Regions from separate parts of the Homo sapiens genome. Here region 1 is linked to region 2. Evidence: chromatin loops called from intact Hi-C (ENCODE). Cell type or tissue: PC-3. All regions are shown on one strand.

Evidence for each region. A loop is a pair of places that touch in the nucleus more often than their neighbours do. Peaks named below come from ENCODE experiments on the same cell type or tissue, not always from the same donor. Only the 100,000 strongest peaks of a DNase experiment are listed, where the experiment ranks them.
Region 1: it touches region 2 in a loop (4-fold over the local background); 7 of 110 quality-filtered maps call a loop at or near these places.

Annotation. Positions count from the first base shown.
Region 1 is chr14:67,219,613-67,223,612 of GRCh38, reverse strand. GARIN2 (golgi associated RAB2 interactor family member 2) reads right to left here. Exons shown (of 8, transcript NM_001395907.1): 7 at 1,806-1,834. It also overlaps a transcript of GPHN not described here. Among named protein-coding and RNA genes, the nearest start is that of PALS1, 20 kb to the left of the region's middle. In PC-3, no CTCF peak of the experiment used is centred here; a DNase peak (open chromatin) is centred at 1,792; H3K4me3 peaks cover 1,313 bases; H3K27ac peaks cover 1,635 bases.
Region 2 is chr14:67,164,473-67,168,472 of GRCh38, reverse strand. It overlaps GPHN (gephyrin), which reads right to left. Exons shown (of 23, transcript NM_020806.5): 20 at 3,247-3,311. All of the region lies in intron 1 of LOC105370538 (a long non-coding RNA gene), which reads left to right. Among named protein-coding and RNA genes, the nearest start is that of GARIN2, 23 kb to the left of the region's middle. RefSeq lists an enhancer at 1-493. In PC-3, a CTCF peak has its summit at 1,927 (motif pointing left); DNase peaks (open chromatin) are centred at 492 and 1,932.

The sequences.
Region 1 (4,000 bases), 55 kb before region 2:
ATTTAACAAGCCCAGAGTGGAATTTTTCTGCTCATTTGCTGTATCTTTGCTTAGCTCCTGATTTCCAAAGCCCCATTTCAAGCTGCCTGCTAGATTGTCGAAGATGAGTCCCAGGACTACAAACATGGCAGCTCATAGAATCTTAACTACCAAAAGGGTTTTGAGACAGCGAATCATGCCCTCCTCTTTTCTTGTAAGCTATGATAGCATTTCCCTATAATGTTCTCAGGTTCAGTAGTATAGATTGGAATATAGGCCTAACCACATTACAGTGAAGTTCATCTCATATTTTTAGACACTAAAGCCCAATGGGGGCCAGGCGCAGTGGCTCACGCCTGTAATCCCAGCACTTTGGGAGGCCAAGGCAGGGGGATCACTTGAGGTCAGGAGTTCGAGACCAGCCTGGCCAACATGGTGAAACCCCATCTCTACAAAAAATACAAAAATTAGCCAGGCATGGTGGCGGGTGCTTGTAATCCCAGCTACTTGGGAGGCTGGAGCAGGGGAATCACTTGAACCCAGGAGGTGGAGGTTGCAGTGAGCCAAGATTGTGCCACTGCACTCTGGCTTGGGCGAAAGAGGGAGACCCCATCTCAAAAAAAAAAAAAAAAAAGCCCAATGGGAAGGCCCAAAGACAAATCCCATTTGTGTAAAAACCTATTCTATAATGATTTGCTGTTTTTTGTGGGACTGACTCTTGTACGTGTGACTAAAACTGCCTTCAAGTATTCTTGCTTTTTGAAGCAGTATTTTTTTTTTCTCTTCACTTATGCCAAGTTAAATGTTCCTTCCATAGTGTTCTTTTATGTGCATGACTGAAGCTGAGGCTTGGTCTGTCTCCCAGGTTTGAAAGTAACTTAGAGCTGGTTCAGCACTCAGCAAAGAGAGAGATTTGCCTATAAGACAACCTATAAGAGGTGCCTATAAGACAACCTCCACATTAAAAGTTCGTTACAGGCTAAAGATTCTTAGAACATGGCAATATATAAAGAAAAATCATCACTCCCCACTGCCAAATAAAACCCAAACATTAAATAGGTCCAGGGTGGTGGCTCACTCCTATAATCCCAGCACTTTGGGAGGCCCAGGTGGGCAGATCACTGGACATCAGGAGTTCGAGACCATCCTGGCCAACATGGTGAAAAATACAAAATTTAGTTAGGCGTGGTGGCAAACGCCTGTAATCCCAGCTACTCAGGAGGCTGAGGCAGCAGAATCACTTGAACTCAAAAGGCAGAGAGGTTGCAGTGAGCAAGATCACACCACTGCACATCAGCCTGGGCAACAGAGACTACGCCTCACAAAAAACAACAACAAACAAACAAACAAAAACATTAAATAGTATCACCTGGTAGAGGCTAAAGACATAGGAGGAACAAAGAGGAGCTGGATAATTTTACATTTACCAAAAATTTAGTTGTGGACCATTCCCGTTATATATCAGCAAGGATGGCAGGTCCTATGATTGCTGTAGTTTGCATTCTGCCTGCAGAACTAGGCTTGGCGTGGTTTATGCTTGATGATTTAGATACAGGGAACTGGGAAACTAAACCAGTGCAGAAAAAGAAAACTGAAGTAGTAAAGTACCATAATGTTTTCCACTTGAAAGATAGCCTGAGGATCGGCTTTGAGAAAGAGTTTCTTCAGTATAGGATTCTCAGAATGGAGCATAGTGAAGAAAGGAAATGCATCAAAAAGTCTAGCTGAATTCCTTTGCTCTTAGCCACACTACTCTTCTAGGAACCAGAGATGACTACTGAATACCAGGGATCACAATAAAACATGTAGTGGAATTTGTTCCATACCTGAAGTGTTTGATTCAGTTCTCAAGCTCCTGTAAAAATAAATAGCACATCTCAAAAATTTGCCAGCATAACCACAAATATTTAGAAAAGATCTACTAGATATAAAATAACCGGTCATTCTTTAAATGCTCTGTGGGTAGTAATGAAACACGTTTAGCAAACCTAGGCCATTGCTGATTATAGAACATATGAGAATAAAATTACCTAAATTTCTGCAACATGTGGACTATTCAATCTGTAAAAGCCGTAAAAGTTTATTGTACGTAATAATATGTAATCTATTCTTATTATATCTATTGCCAGTCACTCCATAGGGCTGCTGGCATCCCCAACACTGCCGCCTCCTTGTCCTTCCCTTATCAGGCTGAGAGAAGTTAACTGCTGCTGCTGAGCCGTGTAAATAAATAAGGTCAACTATGTTGGGAATATAGGGTTTCAAAGAGACCTGGGGATAAATTCTGAAATGGATGGTTAGGAGAAATCACCAACTTCTGGTAGCTTCTTTACCACCAAGTCTTTGGCTTTACCAGGGGTGGCCATGCTTGGGAATCTTGTAGCAAATAATGTAACTTATTTACATTTAATAACATTTCTTATGGTTGTTGGATAAAAGAAGAGGCTAGCAGTTTTTTAGATTTCACTTTCAGAAATGTCTTTGGATAAAGAAGCTTATTTTCTGTGCTCCTGATTTTTAAAACTGATAATAATCAAAATACTTATTTCCTTAACCTCATTGGCATACTAAAACATAAACTTAAGTCACATAATTTTCACCAAATTCTTATTTCTTGACACATTTTCAATAAGTATTTTGGAAGTATTGAATAAAACAAATAGTTTAGGAAGAATAATTATCTTAGCTATTATCCTACAAAATAAACATGCAAAGACATAATTGTGGTCCATTTTAAGGGGACTGGCAAATACACCCAGTTCAAGTTCTACAATGGATCTTTCAGAAAGTAAATGTTAAAATCGTAATTTTCTATACAGTTTGCAAATATTCATATAGTCTTTATCAAATAGATCTGATGACTTAAATGAAGGTTAAGCGAGACTGAGAAGCATCAGGTAAATGTACCTTGAAAAATAGATGCAAATTAAAATAAAGCCTGCCACTATCCTCTTTGAAACAAAGGAAAGAGCCATGGTAGGACTACTGTCAAGATATGAGAAAAAAATATAAATGTTTTATAAAGTAAATTCTTCATTTCTAAAGGAACTAAAGTGACAGTATAGATAAGTTTAAGTTTCCAACATTTTTCACTCATCTAGATTTAAGATGCTCAATTTAAATTTTAAAGACTAGTAAATCTGAGGGCACAATATTCAACAAGGTCATCATTTACCTTTTTTTTTTTTTCCTGAGAAAAGGTCTCTCTCTGTTACCCAGGCTAGAGTGCAGTGGCTCTATCATGGCTCTTTGCAGCCTTGACCTCCCAGCTCAAGCAATCCCCTTGCCTCAGCCTCCTGAGTAACTGGGACCTCAGGTGTGCACTACCACGCCCAGATAACTTTTTTCTTTTTTCTTTTTTGTAGGGACAGGGTCTTGACATATTGCCCAGGGTGGTCTTGAGCTCCTGAGCCCAAGCCATCCTCCCGCCTGGGCCTCTCAAAGTTTTGGGATTACAGGCATGAGCCGTTGCACGCAGCCTAATTTTTTATCAGTGTTCCAAAGTACACAGTTATAAAGTGTCACTGAAATCCATGGTTTTGGAAAAGAAAAATAATATATATAACTTATTTTTCAACCTCACTAGCATTACTAAATCCCACTAATGTCTCTGCAATACAGCAGTAGTGAATTCCATTCTGTTCTTAGAATATTACATCTTTCATCCATAATTAACATTCTCAAATTAGACTCTAGCTAGTAATTATGTTCCTGATGCAAATAGGCAATAAAAAGAAATCCATGCTTTATTAAATTGGGCTTAAGAGGATTACTTATAACCAAAATTTGTTTTGTTTTGTTTTTCTTCATCTATTTATTTCTCTCCAGTAGAGTCAGCTGATAAATGGCGTAGGGAGCTGAGAAGGGAGGGGTGAGACCTTGAAGAATTTGAGATTTGTTAATTCTCAAGATCTTTTATAGCTTTAAAATTCTATGATTTTTGCTATTTATTTAGGGATTCATTTTTTATCATTTCTAATAATGATCATAATAGTGAGACTAATGAAACAGTACCTGCTGA
Region 2 (4,000 bases):
GGATATTTCTTTAAATTAAAAAAAAACACCAAATGATTTAAGAAGTGTTTTAAGGACCTGAAGATGAATACTGTTATGGATTGAATTCATATGATAAAGCTATAACTCCAATATGATTGACTATATTTGGAGATAGGGCCTTTAAGGAGGTAATTAAGGTAAATAAGGTCATAAAGATGTGGCCGTAATCCAATAGGACTGGTGCCCTTATAAAAAGAGGAAGAGACACCAGGAGTCTGCACACATACAGGAAAGATCATGTGAAGACACAGTGAAAAGGTTGCTGTCTACAAGCCAGGGAGAGAGGCCTCACCAGAAGCCAACCTTGCTGGCACCTTGATTTTGGACTTCCAGCTTCCAGAACTGTAAGAAAATACATTTCTGTTGTTTCAGCTACCCAGTCTATGGTATTCTGTCATGGCAGCCTGAGCAGACTAATACAAATACCACATTCTTTTAAAGTTATGAGAAGAATTTGAGGAATTCCACTATATCACTCCAAGAAGAAATCTAGGTGTGTCGTACACTTCAAAGGAGGAAGGGTGGGCTGTGAAGAAGCAAACAACCACTGGGCTGTAAATAACAGATTTGATTTCTTGTGTGGCATTATTATCTAACCAAGCTGTCTGATCTTGGCAAGTTCCAAAGTTTTTTGAGTCTAACTTTACTCATCTATGAAATGAAAGGTTTGGACTACATGATTCTCAAGATCTCTTCTGGTTCTAAAATTTCAGTTGTTTTAATACTTTTATACAGTTCTATGTAAGCATGAATGTATAACCTGGAGTGGGGAATGGGCTACTAGATTTTTAGGTTCCCTTGGCATGGCTAAACACTGCTTATTGCATCATCAAGTCAAAAGGCAATGGTCAGTTTAGCCTATTATTAGCTATAATCATACCTCCAATTCTCTTCTACCTGCAAAAGTGCTTAAGAATAGATTTTTTAAGGTGCAAAAAGTGACAAGTGATACTAATAGTTTCGATGGAAAAATGAGTTGCCCACAGAATAGCAGACTCTTAAAAAGAATCAATTACTTTCCCTTGCTTCAAAATACAAGTAGATAGAATATTTTTTTCTGGAAAAGCAAAAAAACCCCAAACCAACAAATAAAAAAGCCATTGTAAATCAAGGATTATAAAATCCATGTAATACTACCACTTTATAACATTACTGTATAAAAAATGAAGTGCTCTAATTATTTTAGAGGCAGGGTCTTGCTATGTACGAAAAAGGACTGGAAGGACTGATATAAAAAACTTGTAATAGTGGTTTATCCATATGTGGGTGTTGGGGGATTATGGTTAACACTTTTTTATGCTTATCTATATTTTCTGATTTTTACAATAGTGAGCATGTGTCACTCTAGCAATGTTAAAAATGTCCAAAAAAACAAGTAAATATACAAAACTTTGATTTAAAACTTGTCGAGATTAGGGATGGCTTTAAACGCATGGCCTACAGGAAAGCAGAAATACACTTTTGAAATTGAAAATCCTTGTAAAGCTGCGCATGGTGGCTCATGCCTGTAATCCCAAAACTTTGGGACGCTGAGACAGGTGGATGGCTTGAGCTCAGAAGTTGAGACCAGCCCGGGCAACATGGTGAAACCCCGTCTCTACAAAAAATACAAAAATTAGCCAGGGGTGGTAGCAAGCGCCTATAGTCCCAGCTACCTGGGAGGCTGAGGTGGGAGAACGGCTTGAGCCTAGGAGGCAGAGGTTGCAGTGAGCTGAGATCGCGCTGCTGCACTCCAGCCTGGGCGACAGAGCCAGACCTTGTCTCAAAAACAAACAAACAAACAAACAAAAAACACAAAACACAAAAAACAAACAAAACCAATAACAACAAAAACAAGAAAGAAAATCCTTGTAAATGGAACCACTTTGCACATTCTACAATCTGAACATGTGAGTTTCTGCTGCCCTCTGTTGGTTCACTCAGGCTGAGCAGATAAGGTTTCAAATTAAAAGTAGGAATTTGAAAACAGGTTTTAATTTTATAACATCTTTGGCATAATGGTGAAATAGGCTCCCACAGTAACATTCTTTGTTATAATATCACTGATGGTCTGTAGGTTAAGTCATATCTTCCGTAGACAAAAGAGGCTCTTCCAGGCTAAATGAAGCTAGGAAAAGGAGCACATTTCTTTATACAATGGCTATCAGAGCATCCAAGGAATTATGAAAGGTCCTAAGGCGTTTCATGTTACAGATACATTCTGAGGACTATTTTACTTAAATGTTCTCTCTCTGAAAATTTTCTACATGATAGAAATCTAATCTCTTTTATGCTTATAGATAGGGGCTTAAAATGTTTTCAAAGTTTAACATTTTTCTGCCTGCTTCCATTTCTTTACATTTCCATTTTGAGATATACTTGACCTAAAAAACAAACAAAGATCCAAAAGCCATGAGATTTGTAAATCTTAAAGAAATAGGTTATTTTCTAAAGGAATCTGTGCCAAAAAATAGAGAACTGAACAGAATGATCAGAAGATAATTTTAAAGTTAAAAAAAAGATGCACAATAAATTATTTTAAAATTTATCAAGATTCACCATGACTTTATATAACCCCAAATCACAAAAAATTTGAATTTGAAAATCATCGTGAACTGAACCTGCTTTGCTCTTTCTATAATCTGAACATGTGAGTTTCTGCTCACGTTGGGACAAGGGTGGGAGTGGGGAAGTTGTAGACTGATGATGAGTAGGATTTGGCTGAGAAGCACTAGTTCCAGTAGCCTGGCCTTTCCTCTTCCCCCTCCCCTCAACCAGCCCAAATCTGGCAAGGACCAGAGGCAGCTTTGTATTTTTTGATTTGGTATTTGCTTGGGTGACTCAAGGCATTTTGGCCTCTAGAGCACAATACTTCTGGTTATGAGAGGTATTCGGCTGCTAACTTCGACCAATTTCCTGTAAGGAAAAAGCAGGTGCTCCAGAAAGATCTAGTGACAGCTAACACTTGATGATCATCTTAGGATTTGGAATGTGCTTTGATAGGATTTGGAATGTGCTTTGATATATATTATCTAATCTGACTTTCACACCAACCCTATGAAGTAGATATTAGTCTTATTTTATAGGTGAAGAAACTTCCTAGAGAGGTTAAGTGATTGGTCGTTTAGAAAAGCTGAGACTTGAGCCCAGGTCTTTCAGATTTCAAACCAGGTGGTCACATGAGAAGTCCAAAAAATTTTGGCTATTTTTCCAGAAAAAGGAAAGGAAACAATTTGTTATTCTTACCAGGTAGTGCAAAGATTATTTTTCTTACACCATCAATATCCAAAGTTGCAAATGTTGTTGGCAAGCTAGAAGAAAAAAAGAGTCACTTGTTAGTGATTGCTAAGCAATATGATGAATACATTAAGTACTCCAGTGTTTTTGTAATCCATACACTTATCATATAAAAAACACTTTTCTGTTGACTTGCCTTTACATCTTTATACTCTGAAGTATTCCACAGACACTTAAATAAGTTTGTTTTTAGTATTTCCTGTTTTCAAGTAACCACACTTTCTGGTTTAAAGAAAACTACTTACTTTTTTTTTTTTTCTTGCCAGTGCCATAGAAATGTACTCCAAATCTTGGAGTTTCCAAGTTTTCCCACCCCTCTAGTTAATAATGTTTATACTACTTTTGCTGGCGATTTACAACAATCATTCTTAAAAGCAGAAGACTGGCCAGGCATGGTGGCTCACACCTGTAATCCCAACACTTTGGGAGGCTGAGGGGGGTGGATCACTTGAGGTCAGGAGTTTGAGACCAGCCTGGCCAACATGGTGAAACCCTGTCTCTACTAAAAATACAAAAATTTGCCAGGCATGGTGGTGTGCGCCTGTAATCCCAGCTACTCGGGAGGCTGAGGCAGGAGAATCGCTTGAACCTGGGAGGCAGAGGTTGCAGTGAGCTGAGATGGCCACTGCACGCCAGCCTGGGCGACAGAGCAAGACTCCATCTCAAAAAAAAAGAAAGCAGATTACCTGATAATATGTCTATC